2 separate regions of the Homo sapiens genome follow, and region 1 is linked to region 2. A link is a contact called in ENCODE Hi-C or POLR2A ChIA-PET data. All regions are on one chromosome and are shown on one strand. The core of a region is the stretch at or near the end of the contact, and the rest is flanking DNA. Distances in the headings are between cores, read along the strand shown.

Region 1 (4,640 bases), core at 311-2,810, 520 kb after region 2:
ATGTTTTTACAACAGTAGATTAAACAGTTTAAAGTGGGCACAGTGGCTCATGCCTGTAATCCCAGCGCTTTGGAAGGTCAAGGCGGGAGCATCACTTGAGGTCAGGAGTTTGAGACCAGCCTGGGCAAGACAGCAAAACCCCGTCTCTACAAAAAATTAAAAAATTAGCCAGGTGTGGTGGTGTGCACTTGTAGTCCCAACTACTTGGAAGGCTCAGGTGGGAGGATTGCTTGAGGTTGCAGTAAGCCATGATGACACCATTGCACTCCAGCCTGGGTGACAGAGCAAGACCCTGTCTCTTAAAAAACAAAACAAGGCTGGGTGCGGTGGCTCACGCCTGTAATCCTAGCAATTTGGGAGGCCGAGGTGGGCGGATCATGAGGTCAGGAGATTGAAACCATCCTGCCTAACACGGTGAAACCCCGTCTCTACTAAAAATACAAAAAAATTAGCCAGGCATGGTGGCACGCGCCTGTAATCCCAGCTACTCGGGACACTGAGGCAGGAAAATCGCTTGAACCCAGGAGGCGGAGGTTGCAGTGAGCCGAGATCACGCCACTGCACTCCAGCCTGGGCGACAGAGCGAGACTCTGTCTCAAAAATCAATCAATAAATAAAAACAAAACAAAATAAAAGAAAAATAGTGAAGGCTTTGGTGGCTACAAGAAAAGGCACAGCAAGGAAAATATTTTGGTATCTTGGTGTAAAAAAAAGCACAAATGAAAATATTACAATGCAATAAGAATTTTTAAAAAACTGAATAAAAACAGTAAGATTTTGACTATGGTATCAGGAAGGGAAGAAAAGGAGAAACTTAAAATATGGACAGGAATACAGACACTTCAGCAACAGTCAATGTCCTCTGCAGACAGTACATACAATATTATTCACAAAGTGGGCTAACTCTGTAACAGTCTTCCAGCCAAGAGTCTCTGAAAATTATTTCTAAAACTTTACAACTTGCTACTATAAGGGGGAGGTACGCAACCAATAAGTCTAATTAGGATTCTGACCATTTCTCATATGCAAAGGCATATCAACAAACCCATCTGCAGTGTACAGCTCATCCTCATCTGGGATCTGGGGGCACAATTTACTCTCCCAGCACACCCTCCCTCCCTAACCTGACGATCCAACTGTGTTTCACCCAGGATTCAGATCCTGGGAGGAATCCTAACTATCAGGGCTGTTAAGCTTTTAAATACGCCACCCTCAGAGAAGGCCCTCACTAGATGGGTAGGGGCTGGGTGTCATGATAAGAGAATTCCTATTTTCCCACGGAAATGAATTACTTTTTAAAAAAACCCATTTGCTGGTGAAAGGGAGGAGAGGGAGGAAGTGAGGCTAAGCAAGTGTATTTGGGGGGTGGCAGATGAAGCGAGTCTTGTGGGTCTCAGGACAGTCTTTGGAACAGAAATTACAAAAACTAATTTGAAACCCAGAGGCAGTGAAGAAAAGGCATGGAAACCAAATGAAACACCATTTGATCTTTGGCCTCTCTGATCTGAAACTGGGCTGGGCCTCCAGCTGAGTTCACTGAGGCCACTGAACAGCTGTCCGGTGATAACCACTTTCATAGTTGTCAGCAACATTTGCTTCAAGCCAGTACCAGGGCTGTTCCCACTCTGTGGAGATGGAAAAAGAGTCTATGTTTCCCTTCATTTCTTCCTCTGCTTGAGCCATCCTAAATTAGGAAATCATCTGGATTTGTAAAAATAATCACTTCTTGGCATGTTCACAGAATCTGCTGAAATGTTATTTCAGAAAAGAGACTCTGAATGCCTGGAGGTCACTATAGGAAATGAATCTGGCAATTTGAAAGTGCACCTGCTGAAGTTCTAGGCCATCTCAGCATTCAAATAATTTATCCATCTTTCCAAACATCTTTTGTGTCTTTTATTTTTAAAAAACAAAAAAAAAGTTCTAAGTTATTACACTTACTATGAATCGGAAAACAGCCCTGCTTCTTTAGATGTGGATTCTGGGGTTTTTTTCTCCTGCATTTTTTCACTATTCAGCAAACACTCATTTAGAGTCCGCCTTAGACACAGAACTCTGCTAAGTACGTATGCATCTTGCTTAGGACAGCTGTGGCTGCAAGTAGCAGAAAATGAGACTCGAACTGGATTAAACATCACAGAAATGTGTCTCTCATGGTAAGAAATGCAGGGTTGCTCTAGAGTTGGCTAATGCTGAGGTTCTGCAAAGTCATCAAGCAGCCATCATTCTTTCCATCTCGTTACTAGTTTCCTACTGCTGCTATAACCAATTCCCACACACCTAGTGCCTTAAAACAATACAAAGTTATCATCTTATAGGTCCAGAGGTCAGATGTCTGACGTAGGTCTCCGTGGGTTAAAATCAACGTGTCAGAAAGGCTGTCTTCCTTTCTGGAGGCTCCAGGAGAATCCATTTCCTTGCCTTTCCAGCTTCTAGGGGCTGCCCACACTCCTTGGCTTGTGGCCCCTTCTATCTTCTAAGCCAGCAATGACTGCTCGAGTCTCTCACATCACATCACTCTAACACTGACTCTCTTGCTCCCTCTTCCACATTTAAGAACTCTGGTGGTTACACTGGGCCCATCAGAGAATCCAAAACTCTCTCTCCATCTCAAGGCCATACCCTTCCTTAGCACATCTGCAAAGTCTCTGGCCACGTAAAGTAACACATCTTCAGATTACAGAGCCTAGGACATGGATATCTCTAGTGGGGGCTATAATTCTGCCTACCATAATCTCTGTGCTCTTCCAGCCTCAATGAGGGCTTTGCCCTCAGGCTGGCTGTTCTCATGATCATAAGGTACTAATTAGAGAAGTTTCAGATGCCACATCCAGACATACTTTGTAGAGGAATAAAAAAGGTGAGACACCTCTTTCTGGTCTCTTTCTTTCTAGGAAGAAAACTTTAGCCAGAGGCCCTAGAGCAGATTTTCCTTCATGTTTAATTGGCTGAAACGGGTTACCTGCCCATTATCAATCCAATTTTTGACAAGGAGAATAGGTTCACTGTGATTGGCATAGGATAAGAATTTGGAATGGATGTTGGAGAGTCAGCCATCATATTCACTATAATGTAGCAAATACCAAGAAGGGCAGAAAGTTACTATTTACAGAATACTTATAACTAAAGGTCCAGTACTTAAACCAATCTTGCTAAGAAAACCAAGGCTCGTTTGAATTTTACTATGTATTCTAGTTATGGTTACCTCTGCATATACTATTATATATGGAGGAGTAAATATGCTGGCTTTTAATTTTATTTTTTTGAGATGGAGTCTCGCTCTGTCGTCCAGGCTGGAGTGCAGTGGCGCCATCTTGGCTCACTGCAAGCTCCGCCTCCTGGGCTCACGCCATTCTCCTGCCTTAACCTCCCAAGTAGCTGGGACTACAGGCGACCACTGCCACGCCTGGCTAATTTTTTGTATTTTTAGTAGAGATGGGGTTTCACCGTGTCAGCCAGGATGGTGTCGATCTCCTGACTTCGTGATCCGCCCGCCTTGGCCTCCCAAAGTGCTGGGATTACAGGCGTGAGCCACCGTGCCCTGCCAATATGCTGGCTCTTAAGCACAGGAGAGTTGAGTTGAAATCTGTTGTTTTCTACCACATTCTTCAAAAACACATCAAATAAGTTTTTAAAATAATTCAAAAGTAATCATGACTTTGAGAAGACCAATGCATGACTTGCTAGAAAATATACGAGAGGTTCTAACTTCGAGTTTGCTCTCGTGCTCTTGTTCCTCAAAGAAATCCAGCACTCCCAATGCAATATGAAGTATGGATCAGAGAGGCTGCTTAGAGGACTGACTGCTCTTCCAGATGACAGTGTCATATGATGAACGAAGCTGAAGCCAAACAGCAGAGGCCTGAATTATATAGGCGTATCGGCCAGGGTCTGATCAGGCGACAGAAATCACTCCAGTTATTTAATTTTTTTTTTTTTTTTTTTGAGACGGAGTCTCACTCTGTTGCCCAGGCTGGAGTGCAGTGGTGCAATCTCGGCTCACTGCAAGCTCCACCTCCCGGGTTCACGCCATTCTCCTGCCTCAACCTCCTGAGTAGCTGGGACTACAGGCGCCCACCACCACGCCCGGCTAATGCTTTTTGTATTTTTTAGTAGAGACAGGGTTTCACCGTGTTAGCCAGGATGGTCTCGATCTCCTGACCTAGTGATCCGCCTGCCTTGGCCTCCCAAAGTGCTCGAATTACAGGCGTGAGCCACCATGCCCGGCCCACTCCAGTTATTTTAACAGAAAGAATTTAAGGCAGAGAGAGCCATTAACAAGACATAGAGTTGTTAACTAGGTGAGAGGGTAAAAACAGAACTCTAAGGTATCATGGGAGCAGAAGAGATAAAAGCAAGAGGTGAAAATTATTAAAATAAAGAGCCTGGACGAGGGCCCCCATGGAAGTGAACTCGAAATTCTGAGGAGGAGGAGGTGCTGCTCAGGTGACACAAGTGTCTCCAGGGTACCTGAAGAGGCTGATTGTGCAAGTGTTGAAAAACCCGTGGACTGAATTCAGCCAGCTGCTGCCTCAGGGAAAGAACTGCTGCTGCCAGGGTGAAGAAGCGTATCTTGTGTACCACAGACGGGAAGCTCACAGGAAGCAAATGGGAAATACACATCACTTCCTTGTATGGAG
Region 2 (4,517 bases), core at 1,508-4,007:
CCAGAATATTTTCATCGCTCCAAAAAGAAACCCTATACCTATTAGCAATCACTCTCCATTCTCCCTCCCCTTATCCTCTGGCAACCAGTCATCTACTTTTTGTCTTTATGGGTTTGCTTATTCTGGACAATTCATATAAATGAAGTCTTATGATATGTGGTCTTTTGCATCTGGTTTGTTTCACTTAGTGCATGTTTTCTAGGTTCATCCATGTCGTAGTATGTAACAGTACTTACTCCTTTTTATGACTGAGTAATATTTCACTGTGTGGACATACCAAGAATTTCTCAGATACACTTGAAGCATTTCAAGTATATATTTGTAATTTTATTTCTCAAATGCTTGAATTTATGGACCAAGATTCATATTGGATACATGGGAGCTACTTGCTCAGAGCAAAAGAAAAAGATGAGAGACAGTATCCAGGTATGACCCAAGTTTACCTTTCTACATGAGGGACAGTAAGAAATGAACGTAGCCTGGAGTTTCCTCTGTAAAAAGAGAATCCTGCTTGAGTCTTGTGGGCTTACATAAGCTGGTGCCACCGCCATCAGCTACTACCCACAGTGAGTTCCTACTACCTGTCAGCTGCTGGAAGAGGCAGGCACTTTCACATGGGACAATCCTTCCAGGTGGTCATTCTTCATCTCTGTTTTACACATAAGGAAACGATGGCTCTGAGAGATAAAGTCACTTTCTCAGGATCTGCAGCAAGTGAGAGCAATGATGCTAACTCAGGCCTGCCGAACACCAAAGCCCTCCCCAGCTGTCAGGTAACACCTCGAATTCTCTACCCAATTGCTCCAGCAGTAGGAATTCCTAAACTTTTTTGCACCATGGGACCATTCAGCAGTCTGACATCTACAGACCCCTCTTCAGAATAATGCTTTAAATGCATGAAATAAAATACACAGAATTGCAAAGGAAATGAGTTACACTGAAATACAATGGTCAAACTATTTTTAAATCATCAGATTTATGAAATGGGAGTATACGTTCTTCTCATTAACACATGAAATAATAAAAGCCCAGCAGTGAGTCTAATCACTGTGATCACCTAAACGTAGTAAAGAGCATGAATGACATTTGAGGTATCTGCAACCTCAAAGTGACACGAAAACATCTGGATTTCTGTTGGTGACAAAGTCACAGGTGCTACTGATATGACTGTGGTTTTTGCCTACGTTCAAATGCGAACTTCAGTTACAGGTGAGTGAAAATAACGATGCCACGTGTTCTCCATCCAAGTTCACGGATGCCTGGCTGAGAATCTCTGCTCCCCAGAAGCTGTGCAGCCAAGAGGAATGGGAACGTGGCCCCTCCCTCTCCCAGGGACTGTCATTGCCTTTTGATATTCATGTATTCTGGAGTCCTGGTGTGAGAAGGGGTCACCTTCCTGCCCCAATGTCCTTCCCTACTCCAGAATTCCTCAAATCTGCGTATTTCTGGAAAGCTCCAAATAGAGTGTTTCAGTTCTCATGGTGGTCCCCATCTCAGCTTAGTCTTACACATCTCTCTCAGGACAGTTTAATTCCTTTTAAAAACAACCCCCAGAGAGCTGCGGGGAGTTTCTAATCTCTCATATCAGGCTTCTTGTATGACTTCACAAGGGCAGCCCCTAAGCCTGCTTCCCCTGGGAGATGGGGGCCTGGCTGAAGGTGTGGTGTCAGAGCCTCCTGCATTGATGAAAACCCAGGAGCAGAGCCCAGCAGGGAAGAGCCCCCAACCTGGGGCAAGCAGCTGGGCACGTGGGAGGCCCTGCCCTTCTCACCTCACTGGGGCCTGTTTAGGGAATGGAGAACCTCTCTGGACCTGTTTACTTGACCATAAAATGGGAGAGGAGTCTCTCCACCGTGGTACATTATGAAGTTCAGAGCTGCTGCAAGAAGGCTTAAGAACAATCCCAAAGCAACCACCGGCCATCCTCAAGAGCTCATCCCTGACAAGATGGGACCCAGGAAAACTCACGAAGGGACGCCAGCAAACAGCAGCCTTGTAACACTTTCCTGAAGATCCCATACACAAAACGACCACAGTTCCCAGCCTCCTGCCTGCTAAGGTTTTTTTGTTTGTTTGTTTTTTGTTTTTGTTTTTGTTTTTAGAGACAAAGTTTTGCTCTTGTTGCCCAGGCTGGAGTGCACTGGTGCAATCTCGGCTCTGCAACCTCCGCCTCCCAGGTTCAAGTGATTCTCCTGCCTCAGCCTTCCGAGTAGCTGGGATTACAGGCATGAGCCATCATGCCTGGCTAATTTTTGTATTTTTAGTAGAGACAGGGTTTCACCACGTTGGCCAGGCTGGTCTCAAACTCCTAACCTCAGGTGATCTGCCTGCCTCGTCCTCCCAAAGTGTTGGGATTACAGGTGCGAGCCACTGTGCCTGGCCCCTGCTGTGTTTTTGAGAGAGAGGCAGGGAGGAGCTGAGTTGGGACACAGCCAGAGTGTGGACCCAGACCTCCTCACCCCTTCCTCTTCTTTATTCAAGGCATCCCCGCTCCTCTCTCAGCCTCAGTGTTCCAGTGGGTAAAGAAATGAGGGCCCCTCCAGCTCCACTGTGACCCAGCAGGGAAGAACAACTTCTGATCACAGCCACAGCATCCCTGTGTGTCAGCAGCAGGACAATGGGAGCCACTCCAGCTGTCCCAGTTGCAGCAGGTCCTACTGTGCAGAGACCACTTTGCTTCCTGTCTAACCACCATGACTGAGGGGTGTAGCGGGATAGATATGGGGTTGGTGGGGAGGCAGAGAGTAGGGAGGCAGGTGCAGGGAGGCCAGGCTCCACAGAGGCACGTGGCCAAGGTGACTCACCAGCACATTTCCATGGTTCTCTGGATCTGGCCCCCTCCCCACGCAGTGATTCGGGTTGGGGGAAGAAGGCAGCAGAAGACAAGAAGGAGAAAGAAAAAAAGGGGATGTGCAGAGAGGGAAGAGTGACCAGAGACGGCTTGAAGGACTAAGTTGAACAGAATAATACCCTTAAAACACCCTGATTCTGAGACAGATGAAAGGAGTTCAAAAACAAAAACAAAAAAGTCAAAATGTACACCAGCAGCCCCAATGTTTCCTGTTTTTCTAACAAATCACCAATGATTTCCAAGAAAAGCAAGCTGTGCTGCGCTTGCCCCCAGGCACAGCCGCAGAATTTGCACATCTGGCCTGTGCTTCGAGAGCGGCCCACGCGGCACCGTGGCACAGGATGTGGCGGGGCAGGCGGCAGGGTCTGCAGGGCAATGATCCCGAGAGGAGTGTGGCCAGGAACCCTCTAGGGAACACCTGCCGTGGTTGTCCCTGCTGCTTGCGGCCTGTGGATATCAACCTGTCACCACCTGTCAGCCAGTTCATCCTACGGCCTCCCTCAATCCTGCCTGCTGCATTAATGCAGGCATCGAGATGCAGGCAGTAGGACAGGGGAAAACAGAAAGATCCCCCTATTTACTCAGAAGACCCTTCGGGAGGATTTACATGTATGGACTTTCCCATGACCATCTGAATTCTCTGAGAATTTCCCGTTAGATGGGCGTGGGGGCTTCAGGGAGGCTCAGGGGGCCGGGTTTCCTTGGAGACAGGGAGCTGACAGCTCAGGTAGAGGCGAGGTCACCCTGCCAGCTCCTCACAACGGGGCCCTCATCTCCCATCCCATCTCCAGCTTCTCTCCCTTCCATTGCAGAGGGTCTCACAGGGTCCTGGGGTCTTTCAAAAGCCCCTAGAGGGAAGGGCAGACCCTCGAGCTGGGGCTGAAATCAGTCTAGTGACCCCAGGACCTGTGCCCCTTCCTATCTTGGCCACCTCCCAGGAAACCACACCTGACCTCTGCCGGCCTGACCCCATCCAGAAATACACAGCTGCCCCTGGAGAGCCCCTCCCTGCCCCCACCCTGCAGCCTCTTCTCTGTTCCACCCATAGTCGGAGCCTCCTTGCAGCTCCTGCCCCCACTGCTGCCTCACCCATTCCTGCCACCTCACCCATGCCACAACCCCCCATCTGCAGGAGCTCTGCTCAGCCCCACCAACACCCTGACAGGGGCAGGTTCAAAAGACAGTCTGCAGGAGGGGGTGAGGTGTCTTGGGTGGGAGGAAGGAAGACAGAGGGAAGCTATGCAGCCTTCATCTCCTGTCAGCCTTATTCTTTTTCTTTCTTTCTTTCTTTTTTGAGACAGAGTCTCGCTCTGTCGCCCAGGCTGGAGTGCAGTGGTGCGATCTCTGCTCACTGCAAGCTCCGCCTCCCGGGTTCACGCCATTCTCCTGCCTCAGCCTCCTGAGTAGCTGGGACTACAGGCGTCCGCCACCACGCCCGGCTAATTTTTTGTATTTTTTAGTAGAGAAGGGGTTTCACCGTGTTAGCCAGGATGGTCTCGATCTCCTGACCTCATGATCCGCCCGCCTCGGCCTCCCAAAGTGCTGGGATTACAGGTGTGAACCACTGCACCCGGCCCTGTCAGCCTTATTCTTATTTGGCTGCTGCGCCAGCTGGACAAAGCAGATCACGTCATACACACACACACACACACACACACACTTTGCT

What was found. A loop is a pair of places that touch in the nucleus more often than their neighbours do. ChIA-PET counts read pairs that join two places held with the same protein, here RNA polymerase II (POLR2A). Pooled maps may share reads with other maps.
Region 1: a pooled map shows a loop between it and region 2 (4-fold over the local background). The contact joins two enhancer-like sites. A Hi-C loop is called at or near these places in 1 of 50 pooled maps. POLR2A ChIA-PET finds 5 or more read pairs at or near these places in 2 of 52 experiments (K562 and PC-9).

Annotation. Positions count from the first base shown.
Region 1 is chr17:9,454,903-9,459,542 of GRCh38, forward strand. The region is part of intron 6 of STX8 (syntaxin 8); the gene reads right to left. Among named protein-coding and RNA genes, the nearest start is that of STX8, 120 kb to the right of the region's middle. Within about 2 kb of position 1,561, at least 3 of the 41 ENCODE cell types and tissues checked have a DNase peak (open chromatin) inside an H3K27ac peak, as active enhancers do.
Region 2 is chr17:8,938,479-8,942,995 of GRCh38, forward strand. The region is part of intron 1 of PIK3R5 (phosphoinositide-3-kinase regulatory subunit 5); the gene reads right to left. Among named protein-coding and RNA genes, the nearest start is that of PIK3R5, 25 kb to the right of the region's middle. RefSeq lists a silencer at 1,056-1,165 and enhancers at 1,786-1,855, 3,603-3,682. Within about 2 kb of position 2,758, at least 9 of the 41 ENCODE cell types and tissues checked have a DNase peak (open chromatin) inside an H3K27ac peak, as active enhancers do.